2 separate regions of the Homo sapiens genome follow, and region 1 is linked to region 2. Evidence: chromatin contacts called from ENCODE Hi-C data. All regions are on one chromosome and are shown on one strand. Each heading gives the region's core, a stretch centred on a gene start or an enhancer-like site at or near the end of the contact. The rest is flanking DNA. Distances are from core to core; before and after follow the strand shown.

What was found. A loop is a pair of places that touch in the nucleus more often than their neighbours do. Pooled maps may share reads with other maps.
Region 1: a map with no recorded cell type shows a loop between it and region 2 (7-fold over the local background). The contact joins two enhancer-like sites. A Hi-C loop is called at or near these places in 7 of 37 single-sample maps with no recorded cell type and 4 of 50 pooled maps.

Annotation. Positions count from the first base shown.
Region 1 is chr6:106,843,039-106,846,831 of GRCh38, reverse strand. No RefSeq gene overlaps it. Among named protein-coding and RNA genes, the nearest start is that of LINC02532, 57 kb to the right of the region's middle. RefSeq lists an enhancer at 1,560-1,619. Within about 2 kb of position 1,676, at least 2 of the 41 ENCODE cell types and tissues checked have a DNase peak (open chromatin) inside an H3K27ac peak, as active enhancers do.
Region 2 is chr6:106,521,317-106,525,401 of GRCh38, reverse strand. CRYBG1 (crystallin beta-gamma domain containing 1) reads right to left here. Exons shown (of 22, transcript NM_001371242.2): 4 at 3,949-4,085; 5 at 222-269; 6 at 16-134. Among named protein-coding and RNA genes, the nearest start is that of RTN4IP1, 110 kb to the left of the region's middle. Within about 2 kb of position 1,346, at least 10 of the 41 ENCODE cell types and tissues checked have a DNase peak (open chromatin) inside an H3K27ac peak, as active enhancers do.

The DNA of each region.
Region 1 (3,793 bases), core at 427-2,926, 320 kb before region 2:
AGCAGGAGGAGGGGGGACACCTGTGTCAAGTGCTGTGTGTGCCCAGATGAGGCCTCTTTCTAATCTCTGCAAAGCTCTCCAATTCCAGAAAGACAATTCATAAAGAATGGGTCATCCCACCCATTTATTCTGGGCAGAACCACGAGACCAGGTTGCTGAAGGGGATCTTGAATCTACTCTGCAATTTTGCCCAGGGTGGGCCTGGAGCAGAGAAATGAGGAGAGAAGTTAAGCAATGGAAGCAAGAGCAGCTGGGGCCTGCCAGGACTGAGCTGAGGATGTTCATGATTGGCTTCCATTTGGAACTCAGCAAATGACTGAGGCTGCCCATGGCTTACCATTGAGAGAAGGCCACACCAAGGCCTGGGAACAGCCAGCTATGGGCAGATCAGGCCAGCACCTCCTAAACCAGCCTGTACCTCCACTTCTCTGTGCTGATTTTCCTTCTACTCTCTCTAATGCTTATTAAAGTTTCCCCAAGACTCTACCAGTTCCACTTATCAGAGCAACAGTGGGTATTGGGTCATGGTGGAGGCAAGGGGACACAGGATGAATTGAGGCTTGTAGGTACTGCTGGCTTTCCCTACTTGCAGAAGTTCCTCTGGAAATCATCATTATCATTATTATTTTTGTTCTTTTTTTTTTTTTTTTTTTGGAGAAAGGGTTTTGCTCTGTAGCCCAGGCTGGAGTGCAGTGCTGCAAACATGGCTCACTGCAGGCTTGACCTTCTGGGCTCAAGGGATCCTCCTGCCTTAGCCTCCCAAGTAGCTGGGACCACAGTTGTCAGCCACTATACCTGGCTAATTTCTTTGATTTTTGTAGACGGGGTCTTGCCGTATTGCTCAGGCTGGCCTCCATCTCCTGGGCTCAGGCAATCCTCCTGAGGCCTTGTCCTCCCAAAGTGCTGGGATTACAGGCACTTTTTATTAAGGGAGAGGCTATTTCAGCTCTCTTTTCAGACTGGAGAATGCCTTTTTCAGGGCTTTTTGATGGTGCTGTGCCACTGAATACTTCCAACTTGGAATAATCGTTGAGTGATGACTTTCCTCAAAGGTTTAAGAAAAACTACATTAAAATAAATAAGCAGGCCATGTGCAGTGGCTCATGCCTATAAATCCCATCACTTTGGGAAGCCAAGGTGGGAGGATCGCTTGAGCCCAGGAGTTCAAGACCAGCCTGGGCAAAAAAGCAAGACTTTTTCTCCTCACAAAATTTAAAAATTAGCCAGATGTGGTGGCACTCACCTATAGTACTAGCTACCTGGGAGGCTGAGGCAGGAAGATGGCTTGAACCCAGGAGTTCAAGGCTGCAGTGAGCTGTGATCATGACACTGCACTGCAGCCTGGGCAACGGAGCAAGACCCCGCCTCAAACAAAACAAACAAAACAACAAAAAAAACAAAAACTGGTTGGGAATGCCTACAATATTAGAAATACAGGAGTTATTATTTCTAGGTTCCTGGGTTGTAAGGCTTTCAATTTTTTTTCTACATGCTTTTCTTCATTTTCTAAAATGTAAATTAAAGATGTTTCCAATTCACTTTTCTGTCAGATTAAAACCCCAAGTTTTGCCTTTAAGGTTTCATTTCTAGAAGTGGTTCAGAATATAATGCTGAAGTTAGCTCAGTTACAGTAACTGGGGATTTCCTCTAGTCTCTGGCTGTTCATGTGGAAGTTGTGTTGTCATTTCTTTCCTTTTCTTTTCTTTTCTTAAGCCATCACAGTGACACCTGGCTATCTTGGCAAAGAAGAATAACAGGACAACTATTGTCTATCAAGAATTTTAGCCAGGATTTCCCCAGTCTGCTCCTCATTTTTGTGATTTTGTTGGTTCCTTTGATGAGAACTTTTTCTTGAGGTTTTAGGCAGACTTAATTTAAAGCATTGATCTCATCACACTTTTTTAGCTTCTGGTTAAAAATAGAACATCTCACGTAATTTCCAAGGAAAATCAGTTCTGTCAAATCTCATTGCTAATTCATAAAGGGCATTTGACTGTTCAAATAGAAGAGTATGGGAATCCAATGGATATTTCCGAAGTTACCATTTTTTAAAGGAATTTAACACCCCATCTTGGTCAGCCATGTGGATCTGAATCAGTTAAATTTAATCCAATGGAGATAAATTTGATTTTGCATGAATTAGAGCAGCATTTGCAAAAAAGCTCTTGACAGAATGTTTTATTCATATTCAGTACCAGCATCTTTTGCTTTTCTTTTAAGGTTGGTAAGAAAAGGATTTCAATCACACATTGTAGGCAAATGTCTTATGTGCTTTAATGTGTAAGGAGCATAAGTTGTTATTATGATAATGTTAATAAGACTTTTCATGTAGTACATTTTGGTTGACATTTAATCCCAATTGAGAAAAACCTAAAATTAATTTTTGTAAGAAACAAGACCAGAGTGGCTCATCAGGCTTAGAAGTGGGACTAATGGTACTATAATCAGACTGATGAGCTGTTAAATATCTGATGTGAAAACCATATCATGAAATGATAGGAAAGAATCTGCACAAAAGTCCTTTTGAATTTGCTCCTTGTCCTTTATTTTGCAGTTTGTTCAAAAGGCTTATTACCTCGGCTTCAAAACACAGATCCAAGATACTTACCAGCTGGTAACTTTTATTTGTTAATCAACTCAGCTTTCCTCAGAAAGATCCAAAGGGAGGGGAAAAATCATTTTTTTTTTACCACCTATTCGTCCAGGGTAAGATATTGCTGGTTCTATTTGGGTAAATGGATGAGCCACAAGCCTGGTTGCCCAGGACAATGATGCTAAATTGGGGGGCTGAAGATCTCGCTGACTTGGATGATGTACAATTAATTTTCAAGTCTGTTTTTGGTTAAATTGTTGCTTATATGGGATGTGGCACAGAGACAGGGCAAAAATGGGATTGTGAATCTTGGCAGGGTAGGATAGGTTTGAGAATTAATTTTTCACTTAGGTTAAATTCCTCCCATCATCCCTGGGCCGGTAAAGCCTGTGCCTGTGTCCTTGTCAGCGCATTTAGTCCTCAGGATCTGTACGGGTTCCACGGAGATCATGCAGGACATAAAACGCTAATTCAATTTTTGCTTTTCTTGCTTAAGAGGCGGAAGTTAGAGCTAGGTATTTTATGGAAGGATTTCTTGAAATTCTATGAGAGACGATCTAAAAATCTCTAAGACTATCCAAACCCAGGAAAAGTTGGTCAATGTCATCAATTTGATGACACTGATGAGGTCCACAGCCATGTACTCACTGCTCCAGTCTTTGTTTAAGAACAAGGTATTGAAGTAAAGTGTTGTATCCTCAGATTTAAGTTGTAAAAGGATACTGAGGAAGAAAAAATCAAGAAACTCAACTTCATTAAAAAAAATTGTTTGCTCTGTGAAAGACACTGTCAAGAGAATAAAAAGATAAGCCATACACAGGGAGAAAATATTTGCAAAACACATATCTGTTAAAGGACTGTTATCCAAACTATACAAAGAACTCTTAAAACTCAACAAAAAGAAAACAAACAATTTGATTAAAAAATAGGTTCAGACCTAAACAGACACCTCATCAAAGAAGTATACAGATGACAAACATAGGAAAAGAAACTCCACATCATGTGTCATTAGGAAATTACAAACTAAAACGACTATGAGATATCAACACACACCTGTTAGAATGGCCAAAATCCAGAACACTGACAACACCAAACGATGGCAAGGATGTGGAGCAAAAGGAACTCTTGTACACTGCTGGTGGGAATGCAAAACGGTCTAGCCACTTTGTAAGACATTTTGGCAGCTTCTTACAAAAGTAA
Region 2 (4,085 bases), core at 97-2,596:
AAGTGCCATTCTTACCATCCTCTAACAACTTTTATGAGTATCACTGGAGAGAGGCTCCAAGAACTGCAATCCTGAATGTCACTGAAAACTTCAATGCACTTCTCAGAGACGTCGGGTTCACTATATATCACTACCTGCAAGAAAACGAAAGTGGTAGCACACTTTGTTGTACTCTGTCAGACCAAAATAGAATCAAGACTAGAAACAGAAAATAATCTTACCTTTCCAGGTCGGGGATTGAGTTTATTTTGGACACTTCCTCTAAGTGTCTGCAATCAGATGAACAAAAACACAACAAATAATTACAACTTCACATAACGATCCTCTTTTTCCACCCACGATCCTGTAGGTAGATCACACTTTTCCCACATTGTATCGATTTTGAAACCTCCACTCTAATGGATGCTAAAGTTGTATTAAAACTCTTTGAGTTTATGCTTTTAAATTGAGGTTTTTTCACCTCTAACTGAATTTGCCATTTCAATTTCTCCTAATTTAAATGTCTAGGCTATTTCCACCAATGCTAGAAAATTCAGGGCACATATGTTTCATGTCAGTTCACAGAATAGGAACTCAGCTAAGAGATTCTAATTCAAATAATATCAGTATCATCTCAAATAAAGATAAATTAGAATATATTAATCACTTACCTAGAAAGAGCTGAATCAATTTTGTGTTCATATACATACCCTATCTGAATCCATATAAATATTGTTTTCTCATAGTAAATCTACAATCATATAACAACCACTAGTCTAAATAGAAGTGTTTATGGTATATATGGTATATTTCATAATGTACATTGCACATAGTATATTTAATCCCCCTTTTTTTTCTTTTGAGATGGAGTCTGGCTCTGTCACCAGGCTGGAGTGCAGTGGCATCATCTTGGCTCACTGCAACCTCCGCCTGGGTTCAAGTGATTCTCCTGCCTCAGCCTCCCGAGTAGCTGGGACTACAGGCATGTGCCACCAGGCCCAGCTAATTTTTGTATTTTTCTTTTAGTAGAGATGGGGTTTCACCATGTTGGCTAGGATGGTCTCGATCTCTTGACCTCGTGATCCGCCTGCCTCAGCCTCCCAAAGTGCTGGGATTACAGGTGAGAGCCACCGTGCCCGGCCTAATCCCGCTTTTTTGATAGACAAAATACATTTCAATATGGCTCCAAAACTAATCATTTTCAAGACCATCTGACAAGACCAGTAAAACCAGAAATGCATAAGATAATAAAATAGTAATTATACATGTAAAAATATTACAAAACGTGAACTACTTTCAGTGCTGACCAGGATGCCTATTTTAGGAACTGCCTTTGCTCTGACTGCTCTTGCATCACACCAGAGTGTGATATGCCCAGAAGACCACAAAAGGCTGGGGCGCAGTGCCTCACACCTGTAATCCCAGCACTTTGGGAGGCTGAGGTGGGCAGATCACCTGAGGTCAGGAGTTCGAGACCAGCCTGGCCAACATGGCAAAACCCCGTCTCTACTAAAAATACATAAATTAGCTGGGCGTGGTGGCACTCACTTATAATCCCAGCTACTTGGGAGGCTGAGACATGAAAATCGCTTGAACCTGGAAGGCAGAGAGGTTGCAGTGAGCTGAGATCATGCCACTGCACTCCAGCTTGGGTGACAGAGCGAGATTCTGACTCTAAAAAAAAAAAAAAAGGCCATAAGGGCCCCCCTAGAGCCTTATCAGAAGCCAGATGGTATATACCTATTTATGTATATATACACATTAGAAGTAGATAAACTGAAGAAAAAGCCTAAAATTTAAAACAAAATTCAGGTAAAACCTTCATGATTGAATATACAATCAATAAAAGCCCAGGACCTAAAGAAAGACCATATTTTTTAATCATAAAAAGGCCTAGAAAAAGTATAAAGATTTTATTTTTCCTTTTTATGTCATTTGACTTGATTTTCATAGGGAAACTGTATATTCTGTTATCAACTTTGTCAGACTGTAGTTAAATAAGGAAAGCGATCTAAGAACAATTAAAAAGAACAAAGTAGTAATGAATGGGAAGTGGACCAGTGGAAATTTTGTGCTTGAGAGAAATAGTTAATATTTCTATTATATAACTATTAATAGAAATAGTTAGAATTTTATGATTTCTGAGTACCATAGGCTGATTCAGTCTTATTTGTTTATAGCAGTGGTTCTCAAAATGTGGTTCAGAGGCCACTGCGGGGGTCTCCAAGATACTTTCAGGTAGTCCATGGGGTCAAAACTATTTTCATAATAAGAAGAGGTCACCTGCCTTTTTCATCTCTGTCTCAAATGTCCAGCGGAGTACAAGGCTCCATGATGTGTGATGACATCGTTGCTCTGAGCACTGGTGCAGTGTGCACTTCTACTTTCTGGTGTTTTACAATTTTCTCAGCAATTATTTATAATATAATAAATTCTGATAGGCAGAACCCATACAAACAAAAGCTCGTTGGGGTTCTCAATCATTTTTAAACATAAAGGGTCCTAACACCAAACATCTGAAACCCAAACTTTATGAAAGTTTATGAAATCACATGAAAAAGGGATCTGCACCTCTGCTGGAAACCCAACCATATATTTTGAAAGAGCTTGCAACATCACATTCTCTGACAGGATTGTAGTAAAAGCCAATACAATACATTGAACCATGCTGCAGTACCCTGTACAGACGAGGAAAGGTGCAAGGTATTTTCTGCCTAGATAAACTGTGTTGGATTGAGGTCCACACTTGCCAGACAGCCGGGTTCACAGGATGGACCACCAGAATACAAACCCTACTCAGGTTTCTAGCCTGGCAGAGCTGATCACTAAACATATATTCCACCTTCCTCTCTCATAGTCCTTTCTCACCTTAAATAAGCTTGGTAACAAAAAGGCGCAATTCACATCAAAAACCGAGTAAAGTAAACATCTTCTGAAGTGAGATAAAAGAAGATGCAGAAATCAAAATTATTCCCCAAAATCATGTTTTGCTGTCTTCTCTCTAATATTTAAGAAAAGATCCAATGAAAACCAAAATTCTTTATTCCCCACAGCTTTGCAGGGTAAAAAAAATATTTCCCTAATGAAAACTAATTCCCAATAAAGACAAAATACTGTCTCAATTGCATAGGATAAACACCTATTGCTACTTATGGGAACAAAGAGTGAATCTCACAGAGAGAAGGATTAAGAAAAAGTTTCCCTGGCTGGGGACTTCCCAAATAGAGGAAGCTCCTTCACAAATCTTCAAAATTCTAAGTATAGCACTGAGCATTTTTACATAGAATAGGTAAGAAAAAGCAACTCATCTGTCTCTGAACTCTAAAAGCTTACCTATACCTTTCATAATACAACATATAAATTCACATGTGCCTTAAAAGATTTATTGCCAGCCAGTCAGGATGGCTCACACCTGTAATCGCAACACTCTGGGAGGCCGAGGCAGATGGATCACGAGGTCAGGAGTTCGAGACCAGCCCAGCCAATATGGTAAAACCCCCGTATTTGTATTTTCAGTCTTTACTAAAAATACAAAAATTAGCCAGGCGTGGTGGCACGCGCCTGCATTCCCTGCTACTAGGGAAGCCGAGGCAGAAGAATCGCTTGAACCCAGGAGGTGGAGGTTGCAGTGAGCTGAGATTGCACCACTGCACTCCAGCCTGGGCGACAGAGCGAGACTCTGTCTCAAAAAAAAAAAAAAAAAAAAAAAAAGATCATGTGCCTTAGAGCATTTGTAGCTTTATCTCCCTGCAAGACTACAGATGCCTTCAGTGAAGACTCTTAGTACATTTTTTTCTTGCACTCTAACGGTCCCTTGTACATTGCAGGTTTTCAAATATGTGATGAATGAATAAAAACTATAGCACATAAGCTTAACCATTTCTAAAAGAATAACATGAGTTGCTCATCATCCTTCTCTTCCCTTGCTTTAAAAATACCCCAAATAAATAATAACACATTGCTACTTACCATTGTGTCTGATAATGACATTCCAGAAAAAGAAATGCTTGGGTCATACCGGCTTGATTTGAAAAGACCCATGAAGTCGGTGTCACTGTTTGCACAGTTTGGCAAGTTTGATTTAATAACACTTTCAATATGATTAG